Regions from separate parts of the Homo sapiens genome. Here region 1 is linked to region 2. A link is an interaction called in ENCODE POLR2A ChIA-PET data of the cell type or tissue named here. Cell type or tissue: GM12878. All regions are shown on one strand. Each heading gives the region's core, and the rest is flanking DNA. Links, peaks and the distances in the headings are about the cores only.

Region 1 (16,241 bases), core at 5,181-13,180, 1.6 Mb before region 2:
AGTCTCCAAAACCAGATGAGTCAAAAGATGTCCCTCTATCATTAAACACAGTGCATTGCACTCTATTTTTCTTTAGTTATGGGGTATTCTATAAGAAAATGCTTAAATCAATTATGCTTCATTATATACACTAAAAACAGCTTTCTCTTTTAAGCTGCTACACATTTTGATGATAAGATGTTGGTTTTTTACTAGTATTATTCTTGAACACACATCTCTGAATGAAACCGTGAATTTTACCTTTTTTACTTTTCTCAATTGGTTCCCCAAATATAACAAACTCAGTTAATTTCTAGTTGCTAGAAGGTCTGGAACTTGGGAAACCAAGTGCTGCTATTTCATTTCTTGTGCTTCTCTGAAAAGCCTAAGGTTTAAAAATATAATAACAACCTTGGCTAATGGAAGCTGTCCTTTGACTCAAACATCTATTTCAGCACTTAAGATTAACAGGCATCATATTTATATACTTAGGATGTACACTCCTAAATTAGGAATAAACTATACCCTATGGTGTGGATTCAAATTAGATATTCAAATTAGTAGTTTTATAGTTTTGCATACTTTACCATGTATAATTTTAAGTGACATAAATATGCTTAAATGGTTGTGTTTGAAGGTTAAGCTACCACATTAAAATTTCTTTATTTTTCATGTTCTTATAGTAATCAACTGATTCTAATTTTACTCGGTATATTAACCTAAAAACATTCTGATTTTTCTTTGCCTTAATATTTTAGTGATTCTTACCCCCACGATGCTTTTATAAATGGGTATACACAAAGGTCACACCATTTTTTGGAGGGCTTGTGATTTATTTTTAAAATAGAGAACAACTATACAGGAGGATAAAAAAGGAAAAAGTTGGGATCAGGGAAACATCTTTAATTGTAACAACATGATCAGAGCTGTAATGCTGTCGCTTTGGGTTTCTAGCTATCACTACCTGTTTGTTCTTGTGGTCATGTTCTGATTTGTTCCCAGAACCTATTGTTGGAAAATTATCTATCCCTAAGGAGATTTGGATCTGAGAACTATGTCTCTGAACATTGATAATCACCTCTGCTAATTATTAAGACAGTGTATTTGTTTTCTATGGCTGCTATAACAAGTTACCACAAATGTAGTGTCTTAAAACAACACAGATTTATTATGTTATGTTTCCGGAAGGCAGAAGTTCAAAATGAGATTCACTGGGTTAAAAATCAATGTGCCAGTAGGGCTGTGTTCCTTCTAGAGGCTGCAGAGGAGAATTTGTTTCCTTGCCTTTTCCAGCTCCTAGAAGCCACCCACGCTGTCTTTGGTTCATGATCCCCCTTCTCCATCTTCAAAGCCAGGAATGTCAGGCCGAGTTCTTCTCATGCTGCCATTTCTCTGGTTCTTTCTTCCAACCCCCACTTGCACTTTTAAGAATATATGTAATGACAGTGGCCCACCTAGAATAACACAGGATAATCTTTCCATCTGAGGTAGCTGGTTAGCAACATTAATTCCATCTGAAATTCTAACTCCGCTTTGCCATTGTCTTAGCCATTTCAGGCTGCTATTACAAGAAACCTTAGACCTGTAATTTATAAACAATAAGAAATTTATTGTTCATAGTTCTGGAGGCTGGAAAGTCCAAGGTCAAGGCCCCAGCAGCTTCAGTGTCTGCTGAGGGCTGGTTTCTCATAGATGGCACTTTCGATGTGACCTCATATGATCTCACATGATGGAAGGGGTAAACAGGCCCCTTCAAGCCTCTTTTATAAGGGTATTAGTCCCATTCATGAGGGTGGAGTTCTTATTACCTAATCATCTGTCTAATGTCCCCCACCCTCAATACCATCACCTTAGAAGTTAGGTTTCAACATATGAATTTTGAAGAGGCACCAGCATTCAGACCATAGCAGCCATGTAACCTAACATGCAGGTCCTTGGGTTAGGACATGGACATCTTTGGGGAGCCATTATTCTGCCTACCACAAGCAGTAAACAATTACCTAGCATTATTTTCACAACATCAGCTGTGATGCTCCCTGGAAAGCAATGTACATCTCATGGGACACCTGACTCTGGCAACCCTCTTAATCATTAACAATTAGCACAGAAATATGTGCTCATGAGGAGAGGCATCCTCCCTGCCACTGCAACACTTTTGCCATTGAGCTGCCCCATGGGAACCTCAGCATCATGACATGATGCTGACTCACATGAGAAGTTGGGGGTATCATGAAAGTCTGAAAACCAGAGAAGAGGATCTTCAGGAAGAGCAAGAGCTCAGTACCCGTGCCTCCCATTTTCAGAAGCTACCTGGAAACTAGTGACTCTCCCAATAGATAATACCTAAAATCCCACTGTACTCATTAGCGTAAAGACAAAGCAAATGTAAGAGGTTTTTTCCTAAGATAGAAGTTTAGATCTCTCTGACAAAACAGTGCACCCAATCTCAGCTGATAGGAAAATTCTGATCACGATACCACTCATCAGCCCAGACTCATGCCAAGCTGATGTTGCTACATCATCATTGTCCTCATCTGCTTGGTTACAGTGGGGTTGCCTCCAAATCTGTTTCCACCCCACAGGAATAATAAACAGAGGAAGTTTATAGTGAACAATTTCTTTTTCAGTAAATGAGGCAGTGGTTGCACAAATCACCTCCCTTTATATTCAAGACTTCATCACATGGACACACCCAGCTGTAAGAGAGACAGAGAAACATAGTCTCTAGCTAGGCAGCCATGTGTACTGGAAGAAGAGAAGACAGGATTTAGGTAACAGCCAACACTGCGTCACACACCATTCCTAAGATTTAGCAAAATTACCTGAAGTACTAAGTTTCTTATTACTATACATATTGAGTTGCCCAGGGTTTGTTATTTTGCTTGTAGTGGTCTGCACTGTCATTCCTACAGATATCCAAACACCAGCCTACCTGTGTCTTCCTAACACTCCATAATTAGTCACCTTCCTGACTCGGAAATTGCTCCAGCCTGCCTGGACTTTTTCTCCTATCCAATAAAAGCAAACATTCTCTGAAGTTCAATCCTTGCACAACTTCTCTTCCTACCTGTTCTGTCTCTGAGATCTCATCCATTCTCATTGATTCTTTTATCACCTACTTGAGGGTGAGGTTATTTTTATACCTAAAGAGACCAAGTGAGTGCCTTTAATCTTCACAACATCCTAAGAGATAAGTAATATTCTCATTTTCCAGTTGGGTCCACTGAGGCTCACAGATGAAGTTGACTACCAAGGACACGTAGGTCCTAAATATCTATAAAATAAAATGATGGAGTTTAAAACATGTCTCTCTACCTTTAGTTTACTAGAGATGATGAAGGTACTCTGGAGAAAAATATACCTCAGAAAACAGGCCAAAAGGAAAAAGATTCTGAGGAAGAACAAATTGATACCAAGTGACTGGCAAATAGGGAAAAAAAAAAAAGAGAGAGAGATGAAAGAATGTCTGCAGCCGGGCGTTGTGGCCCATGCCTGTAATCCCAGCACTTTAGAAGGCCAAGGCAGGTGGATCACTTGAGGTCAGGAGTTGAGACCAGCCTGGCCAACATGGTGAGACCCCATCTCTACTAAAAATACAAAAATTAGCCAGGCGTTGGTGGCACGTGCCTGTAATCCCAGCTACTCAGGAGGCTGAGGCAGGAGAATCACTTGAATCTGGGAGGCAGAGGTTGCAGTGAGCCGAGATCACACCACGGCCCTCCAGCCTGGGTGACAGAGCGAGACTCTGTCTCGAAAAAAGAAAGAAAGAAATGTCTGCAAGTATGATATTTTCCACTAGATGATGATTCCAGGCCTTCTGAAGAGGAAATAGCATGTACGGCAGGACACTCTCTTGCTACATGTAGGTGAGAAGCTGCCAGCACTGCTGGACCCCATCTAAGTGTGTTAAATCTTTAAGAAGCAGACAATGCAGTCAAAGGAAACAGAGAATGCAGGTATGCCTGATGATGCCAGCATCCTTGGTGGACACCTGAAGGGACTAGGAGGAAATGGCAGTTTCCCATTCAGAACTTCCCAGTCAGAACTCATGCTATGGAAGAAAAGGGGTCTAGCAGAAGCGAACAATGGCCTCCAGCAACTCACTAAACCACACTGGCCTTAGGTTCTTTTTTTTCTTTTTTATACTTTAAGTTCTAGGGTACATGTGCACAACGTGCAGGTTTGTTACATATGTATACATGTGCCATGTTGGTGTGCTGCACCCATTAACTCGTCATTTACATTAAGCATATCTCCTAATGCTATCCCCCCACCTCCCCCAACCCCACAACAGGCCCCAGTGTGTGATGTTCCCCGCCCTGTGTCCAAGTGTTCTCATTTTTCAATTCCCAACTATGAGTGAGAACATGCAGTGTTTAGTTTTTTGTCCTTGCGATAGTTTGCTGAGAATGATGGTTTCCAGCTTCATCCATGTCCCTACAAAGGACATGAACTCATCCTTTTTTATGGCTGCATAGTATTCCATGGTGTATATATGCCACATTTTCTTAATCCCGTCCATCATTGATGGATACTTGGGTTAGTTCCAAGTCTTTGCTATTGTGAATAGTGCCACTATAAACATACGTGTGCATGTGTCTTTATAGTAGCATGATTTATAATCCTTTGGGTATATCCCCAGTAATGGGATGGCTGGGTCAAATGGTATTTCTAGTTCTAGATCCTTGAGGAATCACCACACTGTCTTCCACAATGGCTGAACTAGTTTACAGTCCCACAAACAGTGTAAAAGTGTTCCTATTTCTCCACATCCTCTCCAGCACCTGTTGTTTCCTGACTTTTTAATGATCGCCATTCTAACTGGTGTGAGATGGTGTCTCATTGTGGTTTTGATTTGCATTCCTCTGATGGCGAGTGATGATGAGCATTTTTTCACATGTCTGTTGGCTTCATAAACGTCTTCTTTTGAGAAGCATCTGTTCTTTACCTCCAAAGACTAAACCAGGAAGAAGTTGAATCTCTGAATAGACCAATAACAGGCTCTGAAATTGAGGCAATAGTTAATAGCTTACCAACCAAAAAAAGTCCTGGACCAGACAGATTCACAGCCGAATTCTACCAGAGCTACAAAGAGGAGCTGGTACCATTCCTTCTGAAAGTGTTCCAATCAATAGAAAAAGAGGGAATCCTCCCTAACTCATTTTATGAGGCCAGCATCATCCTGATACCAAAGCCTGGCAGAGACACAACAAAAAAAGAGAATTTTAGACCAATATCCCTGATGAACATCGATGCGAAAATCCTCAATAAACTACTGACAAACTGAATCCAGCAGCACATCAAAAAGCTTATCCACCATGATCAAGTGGGCTTCATCCCTGGGATGCAAGGCTGCTTCAACATAGGCCTTAGGTTCTTAACTACAAAATGAGGCCAAACATGTACCTAGGCTTTGAAGTCCATTGCGCTCTGGGAGTCTGTAGATCTTCAGTCCAAAACGAGTAGGACGTTTGTCTGAACCCTGGTGTATGATGATTCATGATAAGGGACAAAAATCAGACTCAAAAAGGTTAAGATGCTGATCAAGAGAACAATAGCTGACATGTTGAAGTAGGGGCAGGGCATGAGGGGAAATAAGGGAATACCTAAATCCAACCACAGCCCAGTAAACTGGTGTGACCTTGAATATCAGAGGGATCATGCACGAAAAACATAAAAGGAAGAGCAAAACGAGCTGAAGAACAGAACATTGTTTTAAGAATATTGTCAAGATGAATAAATCCAATGCTCTTTAGTATCCTAAAATAGACTAAATGCAACTAAAGAAAACCACATGGAGGCTGACCCACCTGAGTGCAAGTATCAGCATTGGCTGGAATCTTCTCACTACCATAGATCACCCTCCCACCATCAGAGCATCTAGGGTATCAAGCACAGCCTCATACCACTGAATAATGTGCATTTGCCTGCTATTCATCCTTTATTGGGAACCAGCCCCAGAGCTGAGATACTTCTTCCCCAATTTGAGTCCCAGCTCTCCTAGTTTCCTCTCCTTCTCCATCACGCTCACATTACATGATGTGAAAACAAGAAGGAAATTTCCTACAGTAAAAGTTACCCAGAAAATGAAATTTTCTCCCTCGTAGGGCAGCCAGCTCCCATATCATTGGAGATGCCCACGGAGGACACTGAGTGGAAGAATGGGCTCCCTGTGACAACACAGTGGTGGATACCACTTACTGAGCACAGTCTTCTTGTGTATCACTTAATACACATCAACACTACCTCTCCAAAGCTAGTGCTATTATCTCCATTTTACAGATAAAATCAAAACTAAAAAAGGTTACTAGCTTTACCCAGCAAGGAAAGTTATCTAGCTTAACAACATGCCCCTGAGAGCCTAGCTCCCAAGCCACACAGCTCCTTGCACCCTCACACAAATACACACAACAGCCTATGGGAGCCCAGGAGAGGCTCTCCCCAGGCTGGCATCATTCCAAGGCTCAAGAATGAGTGCCAATGGTTGTTTAAACGACAAGATTATTTTCAATGGAGATGTTACCACAAGAAAGCAAACTCCTATCTAAGGGCTTGCATTTTCACCTTCTGCATGCCTATGGACACCAAAATAAAGCAAACGAGACTTTGTTTTTAACATTTATTTAAGGTCTGCCTGTGCCAGATATTTCATGCACATTTTTCTCATTACTGGTTGATAACCCCATGAAGCAATCGGGGCTGAAAGCAGAAGCCACTGCTGAAAATTACCCAGAACACCCCGAGGCTCCATGCCTGCCTCCCTGGCCCCAATGCACATGGTGTTTCCACCACTCTGTGCTGCCCGGGAACTACATACGAACCCTTGCAGAATTTGTTTTTCAGGAATTTGGAAAATATCAAGGTTGAATCTGCCTCTTTTCTGAGCTCTTTATTTCCCCATCTAAACATTTCCTCTACAGCATCTTTCCTTTCACTGGCCAAAATATGGTCTTGAAATTTATTCTATCGCTAGTCATATGTATTGAGTAAAGTGCTGCATCCAGTTATAAAGGAGAGCCCTTAATTTTAAAAGCAGACAATAGAGTATTTTATCCTTCTCTTATTTTCTTTTTTTTTTTTTTTTTTTGAGACGGAGTCTCGCTCTGTCGCCCAGGCCGGACTGCGGACTGCAGTGGCGCAATCTCGGCTCACTGCAAGCTCCGCCTCCCGGGTTCACGCCATTCTCCTGCCTCAGCCTCCCGAGTAGCTGGGACTACAGGCGCCCGCCACCGCGCCCGGCTAATTTTTTGTATTTTTAGTAGAGACGGGGTTTCACCTTGTTAGCCAGGATGGTCTCGATCTCCTGACCTCATGATCCACCCGCCTCGGCCTCCCAAAGTGCTGGGATTACAGGCGTGAGCCACCGCGCCCGGCCCCTTCTCTTATTTTCAAAGAGCAAAATTTAAATTCTTTTTTTTTTTTTTTTGGCTTTCCTTTAAAAGTGTTGGATATTTGTTTCCCCACCGCAGCCCCCTGGATTGAAGGAGTTACTCTTTGAAGGCAACAAGCCTGTAGGCTGAGTTAATGATTAGACCCACATCCTTGCCCAAAAGGAAACTAAATCAGAACAAGATCAACCAGAGAAGGCTGAAGAAAATTAATAGGTGGCCAAAAACCTTATAAAAAGAAAACATGGGAAGTTTGCTGCAGAAAGGCAGCCTCTGGCAGCCACTGTCAGAGTGGGAAGAAACACAAAATATCCTGTCCCTCCCCTTTCTTTGTCGAAGTGCTCATTTGTCCTTTCTCCGCTATTTCATAAGCATTTACATCAATTTTCACAGGCTTTCAGCTCCAATTTAGATGGTAGTTCCTCAACAACAGAATGAAGATCTCCAATGTCTTCTTCATCCTTCCACAGCACTCTGTACACAAGGTGGTTTTCAATAAATATTTTCAGGCCAGGCACGGTGGTGATGCACACCTGTAGTCCCAGCTACTTAGGCTGATGCAGGAGGAAACTTGAGCCCAGGAGTTCCAGGCTTCAGTGAGCGATGATCACACCACTGCACTCCAGCTAGGGTGGCAGACTGAGACCCTGAATCTAAAAATAAAAATTAAAAAATAAAAAATAGAGTCAATAAATATTTTCGAACTCAGATATAAGAAGTATGAGTAAAAATCCTTGGATGAAATATGCAATTTTTTTCTTTCTTCTAAAGTCCAGACAGAAAATAACTGTCTGTTGGTTTCAATTCTGAGCTGAGCTCAGCTGAGGATGCTGACTGCATGGCCCCACTGCGTAGGAGGCACTCCAGACCTGGGTGTCCCTCTCAGGTGCTTAAGACCTAGCTCCCACCACCTCCCCTACAAAGAGGCCAACAACAGTGCATGTCCTTTTAAGCCTAGAGTGCGTTTTCTCAAAGCTGCATATCTTGTCAAAATTGTTTGCCCACATCACTGCAATCTGTGTGCAGGGAAGCCTGAAACAAGTCCGTGTTGGGAAAGCAACAGAAAGTACAAGAGGTTCTGAAATTCATAAGCCTGGGAAAGCAGTGATTCAGAGAGAAACTGCTCTTCTCGGTTCTTCCAAATTGAAAAGCACTCGAGGCAAAAGAGCAGCTGCTGCCTCTCTGGGCTGGTTGGTATTGACCTTACTTGACCTTTTACCTGCTGTTTGATTTGGGCCTCCAGCTAGACCAGGAAAGTACAGCTCCCCGTTCCTGGCACCCCCATGACCAAGTTTGCCTTACACATCTCTCCTCCTTTCCGCAGGAGTACACCCGGGAAGCCACATGGCAGAGAGACAGCCAGGAAGTCAGGTGAGAGGAGTTGCTTTACCAAAGAGTTAACCCCAAAGCAGTTATCCCAGCCCTACTTCCTTTCCCATTCCACTAATCTGCTCGCTTCTCATCCTTTACATTTTATAGTCTTCAGTTCCAATTACAGGTGATTAATAATTAAGTGATTGTTAATTCTTTTCTACCTTCTGGAAGTCATGATAATTTGAACAATGATGATACAGTCATAGCCTGAAAGAGAAGGAGGGAAGAATATCACAGAGTTTTCTTTCCTGTGTAAAAGTGATAGTATCTGCAAATGAAATGGGTGTTTATTCATGGTCTTAAGTCTATAAACATTTTATTTTATTTCAAATTGCTTTTTCTTCCTTATTTCTCAGGTTCCCTCCATATTCTCAAACCACTGGGAGGAGAAAAAAATCAACATTGCCATTGAGGGGTTGTGAGCTTCCTTAACTCCAGCTATTCAACTTACATATTTACTTGTCAGTAAATTCAAATTCAAATAAGCCTATAGTTACTGGGTAGAAGAAAGTGTGCCCCATCACTCAAAGTACTCATGATGTGTGAAACATTTTAAAGACCAATTGAGCTAATATATGTTTTCACTTTGACCCAGAGTAAGTTGAGCCAGTCATTAATGGATGACATGCGGTTAAAGCCAACCCAAAAGATCTGAGTCAAAGAATGTTCTTCTTTGACGTTGCTCTTGACTTCTCAGAGTTTGTATAACTAAATCCTTCATGAAAAACAGTGACTCTGCATGATGTGTATGTATGTACAGCCACGTGAAGAGTGCCAAGAATATTCCTATTTTAAAACAATTCTAAGAACTGGCAAGTAGAGAAACCTTCACTAACCATCTCCACCCCACACCAATTACTCTCTTTGTATTCCTTCAAAGTCATTTGAACTACATTATCCTATTTGTATTGGCTGCTCCATTTTCCCTAACATAAGTTTTATATATACAGCTGGATTTTAAGCCCCTTAAAGAGGAGCCCTTTCTTTACGGTAGACACTCAACAGACACTTGGGAATATACAAGTGAACAAATGCCTAATTCAGACAAAGTCCCATTTATAAGGACTAATGAAGCTTTCTTTCTCCTACCTACCTCCTTCCCTCCTACCAACAATGTTCTTTGGAATTCCAAGGTTCTGCAAGCCTGGGAGAATGTGTTTGTGCAGACATCCAAGTTCACTCCATAGCAGGGATCTAGGCAAGGATCAGGTAAACCTGAAGGGCACCCTCCTTCACCCTTCTTCTTGGCATGTGTTGACTAATTAGTGGTCAGTAACAAATGAATGCCTAGCTTGGATCCCTTTTGTAAATACTGTTACCACTGTGTAAAGCTTGCAGCACTTCGGAACTGACAAATGGATGATGATGTTTGTGAGCAAATAGATATTGTACTATTAATGATATAACTTGGAAACAAATATTTTCTATTAGTTCTCTTAAGCTCCCCAGTCAGTTTCATTGAAGAGTATTCTGAGATTGCAAAACAAACCACTTCTGTGTAAACCAATATTTTCTTGATACAGTATGGAGCAAGCAAAATAAAAAGGCAGAAATAAATTGGATTTTGCTATACGGCTGCCACTGTCACTCAGAGTCCTGGCTTTCAGATTTTTGATTTGTCACATAACAGCTTTATTGTTATCATTGACTAGCTGTAAAATAAGGAAAACATTAATTTAAATATTTTTAGCTGTATATTCAAGTTTTGTCGAAGATTTTATTTTTTTAACATCACTTTTTTAAAAAAAAATTAAACTGCTAGAATAAACCATCAATAGTGAAGGCAACGAGATCTCTCTCAGGAACTCACAGTGTTTTTAAGCAATCCACACATTTCATTTATTTATAGTCATTCAACAAATATTTTCCAGCACCTAAACAATGCCTGATGCAGCTCTAAATGCTGGGAAAATAACTGTGAATACGAGAATCAAATTCCTGACTGTGTTCTAGAGAACTGATACAGGTTATACAGTATTTGCTTTCTAACTTCTTTTTTTTTTTTTTTTTTTTTTGAGATGGAGTCTCACTCTGTCGCCCAGGCAGGAGTGCAGTGGCGTGATCTCGGCTCAGTGCAAGCTCCACCTCCTGGGTTCACACCATTCTCCTGCCTCAGCCTCCCGAGTACCTGGGACTACAGGCGCCCACCACCACGCCCAGCTAATTTTTTGTATTTTTAGTACAGACGGTGTTTCACCGTGTTAGCCAGGATGGTTTCGATCTCCTGACCTTGTGATCCGCCCACCTTAGCCTCCCAAAGTGCTGGGATTACAGGCGTGAGCCACCGCACCCAGCCTTGCTTTATAACTTCTTAAAATAACTGTGGTGAGGATGTTTTGTCCTATATTTCAGCGTGCCAGGGAATACTGAGAAAATGAACTTTGTGAGCTGAAATATTACACAAATTAATTTACTCATTCATAAAAGACCACATGAATTATAATATGACTCATGCAGATGAAAGCTTCTCTTGCTAAGGTAAATGTTCCCAGTCCCTTCCCCCATTCTTCACAAAATCTAGTTTCCAGGCCCCTCACAAGCCTGTTTCCGTCTTCCTGGTGCTTTCTGGTTTTGTTTTGTTTTGTTTTTTTTTGAGACGAAGTCTTGCTCTGTCACCCAGGCTGGAGTGCAGTGGCGCTATCTCGGCTCACTGCAACCTCCGCCTCCTGGGTTTGTGCCATTCTCCTGCCTCAGCCTCCCGAGTAGCTGGGACTACAGGTGCCCGCCACCACTCCCGGCTAATTTTTTGTATTTTTAGTAGAGACAGGGTTTCACCATGTTAGCCAGGATGGTCTCGATCTCCTGACCTCATGATCCACCCCCCTCGGTCTCCCAAAGTGCTGGGATTACAGGCATGAGCCACTGTGCCCGGCCACTTTCTGGTTTGTTTATGGCCATGTGTAAGATGGCTGACAGTACTAGGGGAAAAACTCCAGAACTAGTTTAAGCATTTATTGCAGGAGCCACAAGTAACTATATCTCAATCCAGATAAATCTAGAACAATGGCTTTTTTCCTTATTCTGTCCATTGCTATTGGCTGGATGAATCACATGATGGCAAAATTCTGGAATCTGATGTTCTCTGACTGGGCAAGGGAGAATGGCATTGCCCGACCGGTGCTGCAGACCATGAAAGAAAGCTGGCATTTTTTCATTCTTCTCTGAAGTGCAGAATGCACAGAGGCCTAATCATTCGATTCAATTCAGTCACCCAGCAAATATAACATTAATATAACACTGATATAATATAACATTAATAACTCTTAAATACGAAACTGAGCCTGGATTCTGTTGTCAAGAAACTTACATGTAGTAGCATAGTTTACAGAGTCTGCTGAGATGTTAGTCATGAACCTACATAATAAAAACCAGACAGAAAGGTCAGGGGCCAGCCCAGTGCCATGAGGAAACAGGATAGAAGACCAGTCTCTAGCAAGGACTCTGGACCAGAACCCTGGGTTTTGAGCTGTGTGCAGGGCGAGTTGTTTAACGTGTTAGAGCCTGATACCTCATGTGAAAAATCCAGATGACAAAACAATGCTTTTCTTTTTCGTGTGTTTGTTTGTTTGTTTGTTTGTTTATTATACTTTAAGTTCTAAGGTACATGTGCACAACGTGCAGGTTTGTTACATATGTATACATGTGCCATGTTGGTGTGCTGCACCCATTAACTCATCTTTTACATTAGGTATATCTCCTAATGCTATCCCTCCCCCTTCTCCTGACCCCACAGCAGGCCCTTGTGTGTGATGTTCCCCACCCTGTGTCCAAGTGTTCTCATTGTTCAGTTCCCACCTAGAGTGAGAACATGCAGTGTTTGGTTTTCTGTCCTTTCTATAGTTTGCTGAGAATGATGGTTTCCAGCTTCATGCATGTCCCTACAAAGGACATGAACTCATCCTTTTTTATGGCTGCATAGTATTCCATGGTGTATATGTGCCACATTTTCTTAATCCAGTCTATCACTGATGGACATTTGGGTTGGTTCCAAGTCTCTGCTATTGTGAATAGTGCTGCAATAAACATACGTGTGTATGATGTGTCTTTATAGCAGCATGATTTATAATCCTTTGGGCATATACCCAATAATGGGATGGCTTTTCTCATAAGGCTGTGTGAGAGTTAAATGAATGAGAACAGACACCGTGCCTGGCACAAAGCCCTCATGAAATGGTGGCTGTGAGTCCTGGGATGCATCAGGCAGCTGCCTGGGCACTCTAGACTCAGGGTGTTGGCCCCGAGGAAGCCACTGTTTCCTCATTCCTGTCCACGTGACTTTCCCCAAACAAACATTGAGAAGCACACTAAATGGTGGGAGGGACAGTAAAAATATTTACTAATGGTCCCAAGCACTAGGTTCACACTAAAAGGTTGACATTTTATTTCTTTTCCTCAGTCACCAGTACCAGTGTATCAATTAAAGGGAGAAACTAGCTCCAGCTACTGGACTGTCTCAGGGCCCATGTGGTCTTTGTCTGTTTTACAAATTCCCCCAAATTCTTTTTGAAAATGGATGAGACTATAATTCATTTTTAATGTGAAGAAGAATTGAGAGAAATGCTGAAGTCTCTTAGGTGACATAAAAATTGAAAATGTTCCATAAAAAGGATCCACTTAAATGTCTGACTTGTAAAAGTAAATGTCGTTTTAAAATTTTTCATTTGTCACACTCCATAAGGTGTCTGTCTCCTGCCTGCCATGCTGCTGCAGGTCCCTCCCTGTGATGGCTGCAGTGCGGGGAGACCGTGGCTAATGGTGCTTCGGACGGTGTGCTGCTGCCTGTGGACAAATCTGCCTCACCCCTCAACTCCACTTCCAGTTCCCCAAACTGGCTACTCCAAGAAGTTTCCGTCCACCTGCTGCACATTGTAGCTACCAAGAGAGGGACGTGGCCAAGGTCACGCGGTCAGGTAGAAGCAGAGCGAGCACCAGACTCCTTTCTCCTGAGGACTCCTAGTCCGGTGCTCACTCCACTCAACCAGGCTTGCATCAAGATGCACCAGAGACAATGCCCCGGCGCTGACTTTTAGCACATAAGTCTTAGGTCAAAATCCTGAAAAACTTCTCAGAGATGGAAATCTTTTGGCCCCAGAACCTCTAAGAGTTCTGTGCAAGTATCCTTCACTCTGCAACTCCAACAGGACTCAGCCACAGACTCCTGAATTAGTGCCAAGCCCGCATGGCCAGAATACCTGTGGGAGCCAGCCCTGCCCTGGTGACAACAGCCGACTTCTTGCTCCTTCAGGCCGACCAGCTCTCTTGGAATTTCAGGAACCACCAACCCCAGGAGCGCGTGAACAGGCTGCTGGCACGGCGCACCGTCCGCTGCTCCGAGGTTCATGTCCCACGCTGAGTTGTGTTCACTCAAGTGCTGCCAAAGTTCTTCAAAGTATTTGCATGAAACTCTTCGTAAAACAAACCTGAAAATCCATTACCAGCAGTCACCAAATGCTGGCGCCTTGACGAATGGCCAAACTGCCAGCATCCGGGAAATGCCCTGTGCTGACAAGTGACTTGCAAAGGAGCCATTTATTTAGATGAGGCATGCACCCACCACGGCAGAGACACGTAGGGAAGTGCGAGGATCGATGAGGCTGCTAATTAAAGCAGAGGATCAATCCCCTGTGTTTAGAATGCGTTTGGAAATCCAGCGCTGTCGGCTCACTCAAGCTCTCTGAATCCATTATTGTAAAAAGGGTTCAAGGCTGCTGTAGACATCAGCTGACTAGGCCCCCTGCACCCCTGCTGGGAGCTGCACAGGGGACAGGCATTTGCTGAGGCATTGGCCAGAAAGGTTCTCGTGGCCCCACAGCTCATCCGCCCTGGCACTGAGGCGGTGACACCGCCCACCCTGAAACCCAAGAGGGGAACAGTTCGCCAAGTATCAGAATGCATTTATAAAAAATGAACTCTCCTGACAAAAATGCAGATGGAGATTTTAAAGCCATCACCTGAACAGATTAGGATGAAAAGTCACCTTAATAACAAAAATCTTTGGCAATTTGGGCTAAAATTCTGCAGAAACTCTGAAGGGGATTTTTTTAAAGATTTTTAATCATTTTTAATGAAAGCCACATCCCCCGCCCCTCACATTCACCTCTCCAGAAGACAGCCAAAGTAATGCCCTTAGCACATTTTAATATCATTTCGTATTTCTCCTTTCATTTACACTTTTAGTTTCAATGTTTTTATTGAAACAAAGAGTAGTCAGAAAACCTTTTGTTTCCAGGTTAATTCACAAACAAACTTTTGAACAACAGGGTTACAAATATAAAATATGCAGTATAGGTTTATATAAAATATATTTATATTAGTTGTTTAAATTGTGTGTATATATATATAAAACTATATATATAGGAATATATATATGTATTCCAATGTCTTTATAATATGAAGACACATATGTTTTCTATCACCTCTGAAGAAAAGTTAGGAAAGTCCAGAGGAATGAGATATATTCCCACCCTTTAATCTTCATATTAGTAGATGGGTTTGGGTAGTTAAGAGTTTGTAGAACATAAACCTACGCTCCCCACCTGCTCCTGCAGGCGAAAGTGTACTTAGCTCTCAGGCACAGTCTTCCCTTTATGGTAAAAAGGGTGTTTTATACCGTGTTGATGACTAATATTTCAAGTACATTTTGCAGACTCATTTTCCCAGCATTCTGTTGTTTCAGCTGTACCATTCATGCCACAATATTTTTATAGGCTCTGAGGCTGAAAAACATTCTCATCCAGGCAGGATGTATGAACCTCTTAGCTTTCTGATCTAAAAGCAGCATTTCAGGTTATCCTCCTGCAAAAGAAAACCACAGTCCTTATGCTGGCAGGTGAATGGGAGAGTGGAGATTTGAACAAGGATATGAAATATAGGTAATACTTCCATAGCACCTTATGGTGCAGCATATGTGCAACAGCTGCCTTTCTGCTCTGCTGAGATTCAATCAGTTTTTCCTACCTGGGGGTGGGGCACGGGGAGGCTTCCAGGAGAATCACAGGTAATACACAAGGAGCCCACATCCCTGTAAGGTGGCCATATTGCACATTAAGCATGGTGGACAAAAAGAGCAGGAGGTCTGGAATTAGCGACTTGAACTTGAACCCCAGTTCTGCTACCTACTACCGGTGCAGCCTAAGGCAGGTTACTTACATTCAAGTAGCTATAGCTTTCCAAAGTTACAGAATGGAGATAATGGCAGTTTTGAATCCTGGCTTTACCTGTTACATAATCTTGGACAAGTTTCTTAGCCTCTCCATATTTCAATATCCTATCCTGTAACATAGAAGTCTTCACAGTTCTTATCTTATAGGTGAGGAAAATGGTTAAGAAAGGTAAAGCTCTTAGTGCCGGCATGTTAAAACGGTGTTTCCAATGGTTTAGAAAATTGAAGCTGGAGAATATCCTCTAGGACAAGACGAAGAGAGATTAGAAAGAACAGAATTGGGACAAAGAGGGGAAACACTGAGCAAACACTGACGCCCTAAACCTTGAAAATGTTTG
Region 2 (16,241 bases), core at 2,773-10,772:
ACATTCAATTAAAAAAATTAAAGGAATGAAGTGAGGCTTTCCTGAGCAGCTGAAAATAAAAATCATTCCTGTGGATACTCTTTAGTTACCAGCGTACTAATTAACGTAAGTACCATTAACTCCATCGCAAACTTGGAAAGACAAAGACATTTTAATTGCAGCTACAAAGAATCAATAAATTAATTTTAAAGTCACATTGTATAAACCTGGCCTTCCTATATGGGTAGCATCCCTGCATGATAAAATCACTGAGTAGAATCTCAGAATCCAGAATTTGCTCTGGAAGAGAATCTAGAGAAGATCAAGTCTCTAGACATGGGTGGGTAATGCAAATACTTCGGCAAAGGTCTGTGTGGCATTTGTTTTCACTCAGCTTTTTACTTGTGCCAATTCTTCCACCAGACAACTTCTCAGAAGTACTTCTGTCCCTCCAGGTAAATTGTTTACAACCTGATCTAGTCACATGTGTCTCTGGAAGGAGGAGGGTTACATACGTACATATCTCTTTAATATCTCCTCTCGTTCCTTCTGGTCCTCCAGGGAGTTGACAGACAGGTCAGAGATGCTGACTGTGGCTGATGCTGTCAGAGTGACCAGCAGCACCAGGTGTCCCTCACCCTCTTCCAGCTGCAACTCCAGCTTGTGCGTCTGTTCCCTACTGAGGGCTGACAGGTCGACCTGGCACCTAGAGACAAATGTTTTGAATCAGCAAGTGGCTTTTTTTTTTTTTTTGCCATATCAAACAGCTGTTCAGAGTTCTATGAAACATAAATCAATAGAAATATTATTTGGACCATTGGAAGAATACATCTTTCAAGTCAGCTGACTTTCTTCACAAAATTCAGACCCTCATTATCGTAGGGTCTGTAACTGTTTATTTCCTGTAAGATACAAAAAAATATGTTAATCTGAAATTCTATTATTACCCACTGTCACGGTATTCATAAAGTGGTAAGGACTTCCTATCTCTAGGTGGCCTAAGGAATTAGGTCACTGGGGCTTTGCTTATAGAAAAAATGATGTGTGCCATCTAGAGAGACCAACTACCAAAATTCTGAATTTTTGTGTTACCTTTAAAAAATGGATGTTTTCCCCTCATTCGTAAATGTTATTAAGCAGTGAATAGAATATGTACCATTGTGATGCCATACATTTTACATTTTTTAAAACCATGCCAATATATTCATAGTACTCTGTATAAACCGAAATAAAAACATATAAATCTCCTGAAAACATAATAGCTCAAGTGTTAGGCACCTGAGTTGTGCTAAGAGGGGATTTCTAATGTGGCAGTGCCTGCTCTGTATGCCACTCTCTCAGAGCTAATACCCTGAAAACGCTTTTCATAAAAATGTCAGTTGATTTTGAAGAGAAAGGTAATATGGTGACCACAAGGCTAATAAACGGAGAGAAAGGTGGCAGGCATGAGTGAAAGGCATTTAAAATAGGAAATAGCCAATTATAAGAATAAATGTGGTAACCTACCATAAACTGCGTGGTCAGAGACAGATTAAATTCTTGCTCTTTCTTATTCCTCACTCTATTTGGTATTTATGGTTTTGCTTTTAAACTAAACTCCTATGGACAGTGTTTCAAAGCTTGTAGTTGAGTTCAAACATCTCTTTAGCAAGAGTGATTGCAGATATTGAACTGAAGTCCAATATTTCAATAGGCCTTTTATTTTTGCCTACTGGTTAATATGAGGGATGTCTGGGACTAGACACGAATGGGAGGAAGAGGAATATTGATGTAAGAAAGGAAAACAATAAGCAATGCCCTGGTCAGTAGCAGAAAGTCCGTGTGTACTTAAATGCTAACTCCTGAGAAATTGAGAGATTACAGTCTGTACAAGTCTGGAAAACATCTTCCTGAAGTTAGAATGTATGTCAAATAACTGCATTCCAAGGTACTCTCATGCTGTCTCCTCAAACTCTGAAGGGTGAAAAAACATATCACATCCCTTATCTCATATTTAAATTTTAATTGGAATTAAGTTCTTATCAATAATACCTGGAACAAACTGAGGTTAAAAATTTTCACAGTGGAAAACAACCATTCAAACATATTCTCTAATGAAAAAAAAGGTATTATCTTTAGAGATCTTTCCAGCACCTGACACACTGCTGGGCCCATAGTTTGTTGAATGCAAATAACTCTGGCTTGGATAGGGAGTATAATACTAGAGAATTGACGAGAGACTATAATTCAGACAATATTTTTGGTTGGGTACAGTTGGAACCAAGAAAAGTCTTTCACTCACTTTTTTTTTTCTTTTTTTTCCCACTCACTTTGATCATGCATTTCCCGGTCCCTTCCTTTTTTATATAATGCTGCAGCACTAAAACGCATTGATGTCTTCTGAAGGATTTTCTTCTATGCCCATTACCACTTTGTACTGATCATATAGATGCTGGTTCCTCTTAATTTATATTAGTCATTGCATTTAATGCTTTACAGGTGGGGAAACTGCTCTCAAGATTATATAAATTAGGCTTTGCAAGCTGGCAATTTTCAGATGGAATCTGATTCACAGATTTGTTGTTTTGCTTGTGCTAAAAAAGTTTTGAATATAAATATTTTTAAATACAGGGTAAATGTCCTCTGAATTAGTTACTGTTCCCCATACTGGCCTATTTCACTTAATTACACTACCTTGCTCTAGTAGGCAGAAGGATTTGTGATTCTTGCAGTCTCCTTAATTTACCAATGAGAAAACTGAGGGCCAGGGAGGGTACATGATGGAGGGGAGACATACAGTTAGTTATTAGCAGAGCCCACCTGAACCTGGGACTCTGGAATCCAGGATCTAGGCTTTTCTCCACCACTCTATCTTTAAGTAACCATGCATCCCAGGAAGAAGCACTGTTAGCAGTGCTTCTCAAAGTGGGTAATATCTGGACTTTTTTTTAAATTTTAATTTTTTCGAGACCAGGTCTTACTCTGTTGCCTAGGCTGGAGTGCAGTGGTGCGATCATGATCATGGCTCACTGCAGCATTGACCTCACAAGCTTGGGTGATTCTTCCCACTTCAGCCTCCAGGTAGCTGGGACTACGGGTGCGTGCCACCAGGCCTGGCTAATTTTTTTTTTTTTTTTGTATTTTTTGTAGAGATGGGGTTTTGTCATGTTGCCCAGGCTGCTCTTGAACTCCTGGGCTCAAGCAATCCACCTGGCTCGGCATTCTAAAGTGCTGAACAAGCCACCACACCCAGCCCTGGACTTTTTGAGACAGAGTCTCATACTATCGCCCAGGCTGGAGTGCAGTGGCGCGATCTCAACTCACCGTAACCTCTGTCTCCTGGGTTCAAGCAATTCTCGTGCCTCAGCCTCCCAAATAACTGGGATTACAGGTGCCCACCACCATGCTCAGTGGATTTTTCTTTTTTCATATTTTTAGTAGAGATAGGGTTTCACCATGTTGACCATGCTAGTCTCAAACTCCTGACCTCAAATGATCCGCCCACCTTGGCCTCCCAAAGTGCTGGGATTACAGGCATGAGCCACTGCACCCAGCCGACTTTTTCCCCCAAACTTTTATTTTAGGTTTTGGTGGGCACATGTGCAGGTTTGTAATATACATAAACTCTCCTGTCACAGGGTCTTGTTGTACAGATTATTTTGTAACCCAGGTGCTAAGCCTAGTACTCAATAGTTACTTTTTCTGATCTTCTCCCTCCTCCCAAACTCTGCCCTCAAGGAGGCCCCAGTGTCGTTCCCCTCTTTGTGCCTGGACTTATTTTTAACAGAAAGAATTATCTCAGTTTCCAAGTATGAAAATATGTTATTTTTATGCTTTAAAAATATATATAAACCAGAGAAGAAGGCTGTAAGTTATTGTTCTTATAAGATGATTAAGAAAAATTTATAAATTGAATTTTGAAACTATGAAACTAATAAATTTAAATTAACAATATAAATGTATAGGGAATATTATGCTTTTCTGTAACAATTAAAATTTCAGTATTGGGTGTACTCATAGAAATAGTTTATCTCAGGTCCTGTGCTATATTCAGTGTTTCAGAATTTTGACTTTAATAATTCCAATGTAGAGAATGCCCATTTTCATAAATATATCAGCCAAGAAAGTATTTAATGACTTCAAGGTTCTTTGTGCTAGTTAAGGTTATTTGGATCTCTTATTTATCTAAATATTCTACTCGAGAGTAAGATGCCATTTTAAATGAAGTGTCACCTGTAACTAAGCAAAGTTTTCTTGTTGGCTTGAGGATAAACTTAAAGCTTTACTGATGGGTATCAAATCATATTGTTGCTGGCGTTGGCTGAGGAAAAAGCATTTGCTACCCCCTCATAACTTTTGAACAAATATGTTCAAGGATGGAACTCTTCCAACATAGTCTGGTGCAATGTGAATACAGTACTAACTGCTATGGGGTAGATTCTTCTATATTTGGCTCACCTGTACTGTTATGTCCTGAACAAAGGGAGGTTTCACTACTGTTTGAATATAGAAGTAAGAAGTGGTCATCCAGGTGGTTCAGGATAGGTATACAGTAATGGTTTTATATTGTTACCAAGATAAAAATGCAAAATTTAAAAAGCATCAAAACAAATTTATGAATTCCAAAAATATGTTCACAGATACATACACAGAGAAAAGTCCCGGGTTTGGGAGTCAGATTCCCTTGGTTCTAGACCTCAGTCTTACATTAATTAGTCATGTGACCTCTTTCAAGATAACTTATCCTCTTGGATTTCAGTTTTCTCATCTGCAGATGAACTTTAAATTCTCAAACCCTCAAATTCCACAATTTGTTGTAACTGTATGTTTACATTTGCTGCATCTTCCTTTCTTTGCAATTCCACAAATCAAAAAGCTAAGAGAACAAAATTATCTTATAGGCAATGAAATAGTATTCCTCAGATGTATTGCTAAAAAAACTTGAATGTTGGTGTAAGAAGGCATCTCATCTCATCTAATTTCAAATTGTATTGCAAAGAGCAGTAGGGTGTGCCACTATGGGTGGCAGTGTGAGAAAAAGGGGTATAGACTGACTATCCTCTTTGGTTCACAGAGCAGCTCTCCTGACATCTGTTTTATACTGATGGTTCTATATGTGTGGTTTGAAAACTTACATGACACAGCTTATATAGCTCCCTAGGCTCTCCTGGAGCCATGGTCTCCTGAGTCCTCAGCTGTTCGCTTTGCCTCAGCTGCTCCTTTGGCTATGCCTCCCCAAAGGGCTGCTCTTCATCCCAAACCCATGACCAACTGACTGTGCTTGGGTCCTCATGGGTCTCCCACCTAGGGCTGGCTGATCTTTCACTGTCCCAAATGAGCTAGGCACTCCCCATTTCTGCCAAGGTGCATCCAGGCCTAGCCGCCATATACTTTTGAGTTTCTGGCTTCTAAAGCCACTTCTGCACTTCGATAGGAAGCCACACTGTGAAGATTGTATCTGGCTCCCAGATCAACTGCCAAGGAAGCTGCATGAAACAATGCAGAAGTTATCTCCTTGTAGGGTGAACTGTGATCAATGTAATAGGAGATGGGAAGACAATGTCCCACACCTCTTCCCTTTCACAAACTGTTCCAAAACATAATTCTCCATATGGCCTGTGCACATGTGGCCATATGGATGCACCTGCTAAGCAACCAGCTATATCTCTGAAATACCAGAAACAGTGACCAATCCATGAATATATTTCCTTGCATTTCTTCCTAGTATTCCCTGCCTCATGTTCTTTCTTTCTCACTCTCACTGTCTGGGATGGTACCTCCTAATAAAGCACCAGCACTCAATCATTGCCTCGTGCTCCATTTTTCTTGAGAAACTGGCTTAAGGCAAAAACCATTGCTACAGTCCAACCCTCTCTGTATGGATGTCTACAACACAAACTTGACCATGTCCCTCCCTGGCTTTGCACTATTTACGAGATATCCTTAGCTAGTCAACAGTACCCTCCATGACTTACCATCAGCTTATGTGTCACTTGCTGATGCATTCTCACTTACAACTTATCATTCCAGAAGCCTTATAATCCTCCCAACATCCATGCTAGAACGCACCTGTTTCTTTATGTTTGGACAAGGCATGCCCTCAGCCTGAGATGATGTATCTCATTTTTGCATGGCTAATTTTTTACCAATTCTCATTGAAATAACTTGCAGCTGTCTTTCTTAATATCCTGAAATGCCTCAAGGGCAGGAACAATATCTTATTCTCAGCACGTGGCACACCAACTGGAACATAGCTGGTGCACTGTAAGTATTAAAGTACTATGGACAAGGAAATGGAGGCTCAATAATTTATCCTTGGTGACAATGCTTGACAGTGGCAGAGCCAGTGCTAGTGTGTAATGTGCTCATTCTACCACTTCTATATTGTCTCCTAGAAAGTGGTTTGACTTCTCCCCAATACTCATTTCACTCACTCATTAATTAATTCTTTCATTAACTATTCATTAAGTGCTTATGTCTCAGGTCCTTTTAGATTTGGAGATTCAGCCCCTTCTAAACCTTCAGGTTTCTCAGATCCTTACTTCAGAATGAGCACAGATTCTGTGTTACTTTGAAGAAAGTTATTTGGCATCAGAGTCCATGGCTGGGGGTTCAGAAAACAGAAATTTTAATAAATCCTGATTATTCATTAGTATTGTGATATTAAGAAAGTCACTTAAACTCTTTGTACTTCAGCTTTCCTCATTTATTGAATGGAAATTTTTAAAAAAATGCCTTCTCTTTGCAGAGAATTGTAAGAACACAGGAATCATGGATGAAAAAGTACTTTGAAAAGTTGAAAGTGCTATGTAAATGTATTATCTAGTTATACTATCACATTTGCCTTAATTTGATATTTGAAAATTCAAGTGATCTGCATCAAATTCAACTCATCAATTAATGAATCAACAGAATAACAAGAACAGACTCAAATCTAAAACAGATTTTTGTATTAGTCTGTTCTGACGCTGCTAATAAAGACACACCCAACACTGGGTAATTTATATAGGAAACAGGTTTAATTGACTCACAGTTCCACACGGCTGGGGAGGCCTCACAATCATGGCAGAAGGCGAATGAGGAGCAAAGTTATGCCTTCTAAGGTGGCAGGCAAGAGGGCATGTTCAGGGGAACTCCCCTTTATAAAACCATCAGATCTCATGAGTCTAATTCACTATCACAAGCACACCATGGGAAAGACCCACCCCATGATTCAATCACCTTCCACCCGGGTCCCTCCCACACAATGGAAATTATGGGAGCTACAGTTCAAGATGAGATTTGGGTGGGGACACAGAGACAAACCAAATCAATTTTAGAGTTACTTTCCCTCATTCTACAAATGCTTCCTAGTATTCCCTGACTCATGTTCTTTCTCTCTCACTCCCACTGTCTGGGATGGTACCTCAGAGAGTGAGAAAAATAAGACTTAGAAAAATTAAGTGATGGCAAGAACTTGAACCATGTTTCCTGACTTCCATATCAGAGCTTGAAGTTCTCTGCATTAAAAAAAAAAAACTATATACATTTGAACTATTTAATCATGTGAAAGGAATATTCATCATCTTTATGGGGTGATGTTATCCTCTAAAAGTTCAAGGAGAAAAATCTCAGTGTTCTGATCACCGTTTTTCTCCCCTGCCTTTCCATCTGCTGTCTCTGAACCAGTGACTCATAACATTCCTTTCTAGATGAAACAGTCTTGTGATTAGCACCCTGGGTGTGTTCGTATGAGTCCCGTGGGGGTACAGAAAGTACATGTTAGAACTATTTGCAATTATTTTTTAACGTAAAAATAAGACAGAAATGAAGCCTCATCAGTCTCTAATACATGAACACAGGTGGCTCATACATCACATAGGCCTCAAGTATTTTGAGGGAGGCATAGGAGCTTCATGGCTAACACGAAGGGGTCAACAGTGGCACCCTTTGGGGCTCACTCGCCTTTCCTGAATTGCAGTTCATACATGCCCTATTAAGTGGATTTAGAGATTATATAATCTAATTTTTAACTAAACTAATCCTCACAAAATGGACAATTGGCTTTAAAAGATCCCACCAAAGGAACTGTGGATAGAAGATAACACTAATTGAACAAGCACAAGTGAACAGCAATGATAAACAAGAATCTGCCGAGCCGACACTTCTACCCTACTTGAGCTCTATGTCAGCCACGATATAGCTCACAAAGCAGTGGTACTAGAATCAGATCCGGCAAGAGATCTGCCAAAACAATCCAAAATTATCAAGAGGAAATTTATATCTGCTCTCTTTAATATATACTTCTAAGTATATATTATGCCTTAAAGTACTAACTAATGAGATTTTGAAGCCATCATGATTGGCAGAACATTGAAACATAAAACACTCAGAATGGGAAGACATGCCTCTATGAGAGGGGGTTTTAAAAAGCACAATTTTACATAATTTTTAGCAAATTGAATAATACATGTATGAAGCTTTTTGAGATTTCTTAATATATGAGAACTACTTTACATTTGCATAATATAACATCTTATATTATAAATTGATATAATATATGACTCTTTGAAATGTTTGCATTAAAAAGATTCAATATGTAGCTGCTGAAGTGTTTTCAAGTTCCATGACTATGCAGAAGTTTTTACTCTATCTCTGACATCACAAAATGCTAAATGCTGTTATTGCCTTTCTGTTGTTAGAAGTTGTCACTGTTCAACTCTCTCTGGGGAGATTGATTTACCTGGGTATACTTCTGCAAACTTCTATAATTCCCTATTCATTGACTTGAAGGTAAACTACACACTATACATACAGCAGTGTATGGTAACTGTCTTTGAGAACTTTGCCAATTATTTTTAAAATATTACAATGAGTACAGCCTTTCTGAGAAAATCTTCAGAAGAACAAACAGTAACTCATGAAAGAAAAGGGATTAAAATCCTAATATATTTTGTTTAGGTTGAGTTTATGAAAAACCAAGACGAAAATCAACGACAAACTCCATTCTTTATTTAAATATTGCCTATCTCCCTAATGAACTATTTCACTCAATCATTAGTAAAAAAAAATAGTAAAATACAATGTTTTTTTTAAACTCTCTTCAGTTTAGAATTTTCTGACTAGCTGTCCTTGTGCTTTCAGATTAATAATGCAGTAGGATTTCTCCTGCTCTTATTTATGTAGAAAGTAAAGGAAGCATTGTAGTTTTGGTGTCACAGATAAAAAACATTCCAAATCAGAATCTATGGAGTGTCAAATGCTCAAATGTATTGACTTTCAACATTAAGAAAACATTAGTTTGGTTTTTATCCAAAGTCAAAGGCTATTTTCCTCATTTGCCACATGAAACTTGAACACACATTTGTGTTCATCTAAACAGTTCACATTCTCTTCTCTTCAGCATTAGAGAGAGCCATAGATTTATTTTTATGGCTGTAGATTTTGAAAGCATTTGTTCTTCACCCAGAACTTACCAATTCAGAATATATTTTTCTTATCATATACCATTAATAAGAATTTCGTTAAAATTAAGCCCTTGACTCAAGCGTACATTGGTAGCATTTAGTTGTCATGGGTAGCACCAAATGCCTAGGCCCTGAGAACAATGCAACGAAGTCAGTAGCAATTCACCAACCTAAAATATATGTACCCCAAATCAACGCCACTTTAAAGATAAACAAGCATTTGGCACACTAATAAATAATGCTGTAAATCTTGCTATATTGGATTGCAAATAACTCCAACTGAATAAAATTGCATGACACAGGATTTACTTATTCTGCACATTCATAAAAACAACTTGTTCCCTGACAGCACTCATTCTTGGCAATTTACCACAGCTGTCAGCAGCCAATTTGTTCAGATTACTGCTCTGCATAAAAGTGTAACAATCATGGGGATTTATTAGCTGATTATCGTAAAGGGGGCAGTCCGTCTTGCCTGCCAAAATGCAGGTGATCAGAAAGTTAAATAATTACATGCAGATTAACATTATTTCACCTTCACTTGAAATTTGTAGTTCAGTGACAGGTAAAATTTGTTGTTCAAACTTGCAATATGGTGTGCATCACCTAAGTTAGTTTACCGAGTACTTGGCATTTTACTGAGCACTCCATGGCTCCAGGACAACATGCTGAATACAAGAGTGTGATGAAATAAGCATGGACTTTAGATTGATCTGGATTTGAGCCTCAGATCAATCACTCCACTGGCTGAGCAACCTCTTAACTGCCCTCAGCCTCACTATTTGCATCTGCAAAATTGGTATAATATGAACCACCCCTGCTACCCCAGAGTGTAAAGCTAATGTGTATAATAGGGCCCTGCAGGTTGTAAAGCATTATTATTATTGTTTCTTTCCATTTATGGTAAATTTACTTTTGTGTAAAGTTTTACAACCAGACAGCTCCGTAGATATCATGATGATGAAAAGTTATAGTAAGTGTCTTGGTAAATGTATAGCCTACTTTTCCCCCAAATATGGCCATTTATTATTACTGAAGTATAAAGATTATTCAGACACTTTTATACTTTAACTAATTCATTCTTCTCTTTTGCATTATATTCAATTACCTTTCCACAGTTACACTGAAACTTTCTTACCTTCAACTAAGTCATGTTGTTCTAATTGCCTTTCCATTAATGCCTGGTGTCAGATCAGCATTTGTCTGACAAAGAGCCATAATTTCCAGTGTTAAATCAAGCTTCAGGGATTTATATTCAAACCCAGGAAATATTTACTGAGTGCTTGGTGCCAGATACTTGTTTAGGTATGGAGTATGTTGCAGTGAACAAAACACTCAAAAAATCCCTGCCCTCGTGGAGCTTACATTCTAATGAGGGAAAATAAATGATAACATAAATAAGATGCATAGTTTGCCATATGGTGGTTGCTTTAATGGAGAAAAACAGAGCAGAATAGAGGAATGGAATGCCAAGAAAAGCAGGTTCAATTTTAAATAGGCTTGGTATGGACGCCTCCCTGATGAGACATTGGTGCACAGATCTAAAGAAGATGAAGAAGCAAGGCAGGTGAGTGGATCCCTGAAGAAAGTTAGATAGAGGGAAAGGTCCTGAGGTGGGAGGGTGTCTGGTATGCCTTGAGGAACAGCAAAGAGGCCAGCTGGCTGAAAGTGAATGAAGGACGGGGATAGGCAGAATAGCAGAAGTTCATAGTAGACAAGCAACAAGGCCAGATTGTGCAAAGTCTTATAGGCCACTGAAGGGACTGTGGCTGTCCCTAGATTATGATGCAAAACAATTAAAGGATTTGGAACAGAGGAGTTAAGTTACTTTATTTTTGTTTTAAAAATATTACTCTGGCTGCTAATTGGAAACAGACTGTTGTGGGAGGGGAGGTGTGGAAGGAAGAACAGGAGGCTGTTGCTACTGTCCATATGAAAGCTGATGGTGGCTTTGACCACAATGATAATGATAGAGATGATGAGCGGTCGAGAATCCTCAATATGTTTTGAAGAAAAATTATCAGGTTGCTGATTGATTTGATGAGAGTGAGAGAAAGAAAGGAATCAAACATGGTTCCACGATTTTTGGTGTTAGCAACAAACAAGAGAAGGCTGAAGGAGGAGCAGATGTGTGGGACTGAAGGTTAGAAGTTTAGCTTTGCACATTCTAAATTGGAGAAATCTATTAGACTTTCAAATAGTGATATCAAGTAGGCAGTGCAATATAGGAATCTGGAATGCAGAGAAGAGTTATGGAGTGGAGCTGGACTCTTGTGAATCAATGAAGTCACCATGGGAGCCAGTATAGATGAAGAAGATGCCCAAAGAGTGAGCTCCGAGGCTTTCCAGAACTACAACATGAGGGGATGAGGAAAAACCTGCAAAGGAGACAAGAAAGAGCATGCAGTGAGGTAAGAAAAAAACAAGGAGCATGCGGTGTCCTGGAAGGCAAGCGAAAAATGTGTTTTAAGGTAAGGAAGGGGTCAGCTAAATCCAGTACTGCTGCTGGGTCAGGTTAGACGAAGGTTGAAAACTGGTCATTGAATTGAACAATGTGGTGGGCTTGGGGGACATTGACAGGAGTAGTTTTGGTGGCTTGTTGGGGGCAAATGCCTGACTATATTAGTTCAAGTAAGAATGGAAGTGGGGGCTGGGCGCAGTGGCTCACACCTGTTAATCCCAGCACTTTGGGAGGCCGAGGATGGTGGATTGCTTGAGCTCAGGTCTTCAAGAACAGCCTTGGCAGCATGGCAAAACGCTGCCTCTACCAAAAATACAAAAATTAGCCGGGCATGGTGGTGCATGCTTGTGGTCCCAGCTACTCAGGAGGCTGAGGTGGGAGGATCGCTTGAGCCCAGGAGGTGGAGGTTGCAGTGAGCCGAGGTCGCACCACTGCACTCCAGCCTGGGCGACAGATCGAGACCCTGTCTCAAAAACAAAAACAAGAATGGAAGTGGGTAATGTTCAGTACTAAAATAGTTTTAACTCTTTGACACTCCAGATTTGCAAGTGGCTCTTTCATTCATAGCCAGTCTTATTTTTATTAAATATAATGAAACAAACTCTGTTATTGAGTTTGCATTTACAAAATATATTTTAAAAAATCATTATATATGACCAAAAATGGAAAGTAAAATAGACAATTATAAACCATAGCATAATAAACTAGTCTATATAGATAATGTAATCCATACAAATGTTCTCAAATTTGGGACTCAGCTCAGACAGTACCCTTAAAAAATGTTACTAGCCATTGAAGGAATAGTATTACCCTCCATGGCCAACTTTAAACTTACTCACAAGCCTCCAGCAAATTCCTAGAATAGTCTCTACTTTCAAAATTAACAGACACAGAATGTTGCAGTGAGAGCTTGCAAAAAAGGACAGATGATTATGATGACAGTTTTATTACTGTTACTTCACCCTGAATACTCAAATTTAATTGGAAAGTAAGTCAATTGTCTTTGAAACTATTCTAGGAATTAAGTAATTCTATTATAATCTGTATTATCTCCACTGTTTCCATGCAAGCTTCAAATAAATAAAGAAACACAACTTGCCTGATACTTAGGTATAATAACATGTTGCTTTTCAGCGGCAAGATGCTTTTAAAGAGCAATTTAACAAGCGTCAAGTTAGAGACCTGGAATTTTCAGTGCCATCTGGATATCAAAAAGATTTGAAATGATGATGCATCATAGTTATTTCCCTTTTCTGCAAAAGGCAACCTTGCTAATTTAGGAGTGTGCAGCATGTTTCTATTGTCCATCTTTCAGTATCTCAAAATCTAACACTCATTCCTTTCATTGTGTAAACCAGTATAAACCACTACTCCAGAGCTGTCTTGTCTATACCTGTGCTCATTTCACTCTAAAACTTTTGGGCTTAAATTGCTCTCATAGGCAATTAAGTTTGGTATATGACCGAAAATAGACTTCTCTTTTTCAAGCTTCCACAGATACCTGGAATAATCCCTATGATCTTCTACCCAGCAATTTGTACTGTTTTCTCAAAAATTAGCCAAAATATGAAAACCCTTTAGAAACAAAGTGAAGTGAGATAGTTAGGTCCACCTTTCTGTCAACCATGTCTGCCCTTGAAGAACTCATAATGTTATTAAGTGAGGAAAAGAAAATGATCAGTCCCAATTGGCCTGAGAAATTTTCACAGTTTTTAAATTGGAAAATTCTTACCAAAGGAAAAAAATATAAAAGAACATCTGTCATTATACGAAAAAAAAAATAGAGAGAAGAAGGGATATGAAGGAATGTAATGTATACCTAGAAATACAGGTAGCCAGAATATTTACAGCATAATCTCCATTATTTTACCAAGATAAGAGAGTTTGAATACAAAGAAATAAGGTTGAAGTAGCAAGTTACACATGCCCATCATTCTGATTATCTTGTGGTCACCAAATATAACTAATATTATTATAACCAAAGAAAATGAACTAATCATTCGAGGAATAGCTACTTAGCACCTTCTCGAAAGAGCTCATAGCCTATTGAGGGAGACAGAATCTTAGATATATAATTATAATGAAATGCATTTAATGTATTAACAGATGTGGTATATCCCAAAGAGAACAAGATAAAACTTTAGGAAAACTCTGAAAATAGTGTTTTAATTAAGGGAAAAAATGTGCAATAAAGGCCTGTGCTTTAAAAAGGCTTGAAATGTAATGTAGTATTAGATTACGGTGGTGTTTTCCAAGCTCACTTTACAAGTAAAATAGTAAAGGCTACCTGAAGCTCATCTTTGACCTCTCACTATATAATCCTATGAAGAAAATGATATATATATAACTGCATCATAAAAAAAATCAAGAGATAAATATGTTGGATTGGATTCCTGTTCTTACTTTTCTGGAGTATAATTTATTTTACTCTTAGTATGTATAAATTTTCTTCAAGCTGTATGTTTAAAGACTTGGAATTTCATGTAAGCTACAGTGAGGAAAGAATTTTTTTTTAATTTAAAAAATTAACAAATTCTTCAGTACACCACACTTTATTTCAATATTGGCAGGTTTCAATGTGTTTTGCTACAAAGACACATATATAACTATCAAAAAATATAAACATAGGCTTTAAATTAAGAAAACATATGATTCAAGTAGTCACTCAAAATAACCTTAACTTTGTGAAAAATGTCATGTAAGCCTCAGAATACTCCTTTCTTTACTGTGCTATCAGATTAACATGGATCTGCCTCACTTACATGCTTCCTACACTAATACTTGGGAACTCTTTACAGATTTATGAACTCCAAGGAGATTACAAGCATTCTCTACCTTGTAGGGCGTTGTAGAAAATAATGCATTTTACGGTGATAGTATGCTTTATGAAAATAAATATTATCTTAGATCACTTTACAGACTATGAATATGGTCTTTGTTCCTTTATGTATCTTATATCAGATGAAATTCCTCTTTCTCAACTCCCATAACTTTGACATCTGGAGAAAATTCATGGATATCAAATTCAGATAGCCTGTGTCCATCAACTGGTCAAAACCGCCACCTACTGGTCAGTTTTTGAATCTATTTTTCAGTTCATCCAAGCATTGCCTTACCATGGTAAAGTCCCTTTCTTCAAAACAGTAAAGATCATTTACAATAACCAGGCTTACAGCAAATATTCTTTTAATAAAAATGCTCTAGGAGTGAACCAAAAATTACAAATTGCACAAACCTGCCAATGAAATCATCCCTTTTCCCAGCATCTTTGTCCCATGCAGTGATATCAATGACTCCTCCTCTTTCTTCATAAAGGTGAAAATCAAATTGTTCCCTCCACTGAGGATTCAACGTTTTTGGCATAATCTGGAAAAAAAAATCATAATTGTCATATTGCTAGCAGCTTTTTAAAAAAAACTTCAACCTGAGACACTAAATCAAACTTTTGGTACTATAGTATCTAGAAAAGCACGCTGTGTGCTATTTGAAAAAAAGATTACAGAAATAATGGAAATAACTCATTAGATCTCCAGCATCTTTACTGAATAGTACATGAATGGACCTCAATGGATGTGTCCTGAAAATCACAAGACATTCTTTGATTATTTTAAATAACAGATAAGATATATAAATTATATAGAAGAGGTAATAATCTATGAAAGAAATAGCTCACTCGGATACTAGCAATATTTTACATAATCATAGTTAATGCATTAAGATATAACTCATAGCCAGTCAGTCATCTCAAAATAAAGGAGAATGAGGATTTTCAGAGTTTGTTTTTTTCTTACTTGCCATACACATTGGAATCCTGACTTGAGTACATGAAAAACAGACAATGAATTTCTGTGAGAGCAGGAGAAAAACGCAAGTAGCTTTTGGGTAGTCAGGCAAACTTTTATCTTAGACTTATAGCACTGATGTAGTATCTCATGTTATAGATGGATAAGCTGAGACCTAGAGTTTAAGTGACACACCTACGGTCAGTATGTTTTAGTATCTAGACACTAACTCAAAGTCTTTGATTAAAGCTTCGGGACTCTTCCCCCAAAACCATATGCCAAAAATGTCTGTGAAATAATAAATGAATATATGAGTATATATGTATGTATACATGTATATATGTATGAGTATATACATATGTATATGCATGTATACATATATGTATGTGTGCATACATATATGTATATATACATATATGTGTATACATATATGTATGTATGTATATATACACATATGTGGATATACTCTTTGTGTTGCATATACAAGAAAGATATCTGAAATGTAATTCTGTAACTTCAAGTATTCAGATAAGTCATCCTGTATGGTAGAATCAATGAGCAAAGTAACCTATATTGATAGGAATGGAATTTTAA

Evidence for each region. ChIA-PET counts read pairs that join two places held together with the same protein. Peaks named below come from ENCODE experiments on the same cell type or tissue, not always from the same donor. Only the 100,000 strongest peaks of a DNase experiment are listed, where the experiment ranks them.
Region 1: POLR2A ChIA-PET joins it to region 2 with 5 read pairs; 1 of 35 experiments calls an interaction of 5 or more read pairs at or near these places.

What each region holds. Positions count from the first base shown.
Region 1 is chr5:93,334,398-93,350,638 of GRCh38, forward strand. No RefSeq gene overlaps it. Among named protein-coding and RNA genes, the nearest start is that of NR2F1-AS1, 240 kb to the right of the region's middle. In GM12878, for the core only: no CTCF peak of the experiment used is centred there; DNase peaks (open chromatin) are centred at 8,324 and 9,294; H3K4me3 peaks cover 793 bases; H3K27ac peaks cover 606 bases.
Region 2 is chr5:94,894,151-94,910,391 of GRCh38, forward strand. It overlaps MCTP1 (multiple C2 and transmembrane domain containing 1), which reads right to left. Exons shown (of 23, transcript NM_024717.7): 10 at 15,101-15,231; 11 at 499-685. Among named protein-coding and RNA genes, the nearest start is that of MCTP1-AS1, 76 kb to the right of the region's middle. In GM12878, for the core only: no CTCF peak of the experiment used is centred there; a DNase peak (open chromatin) is centred at 7,681.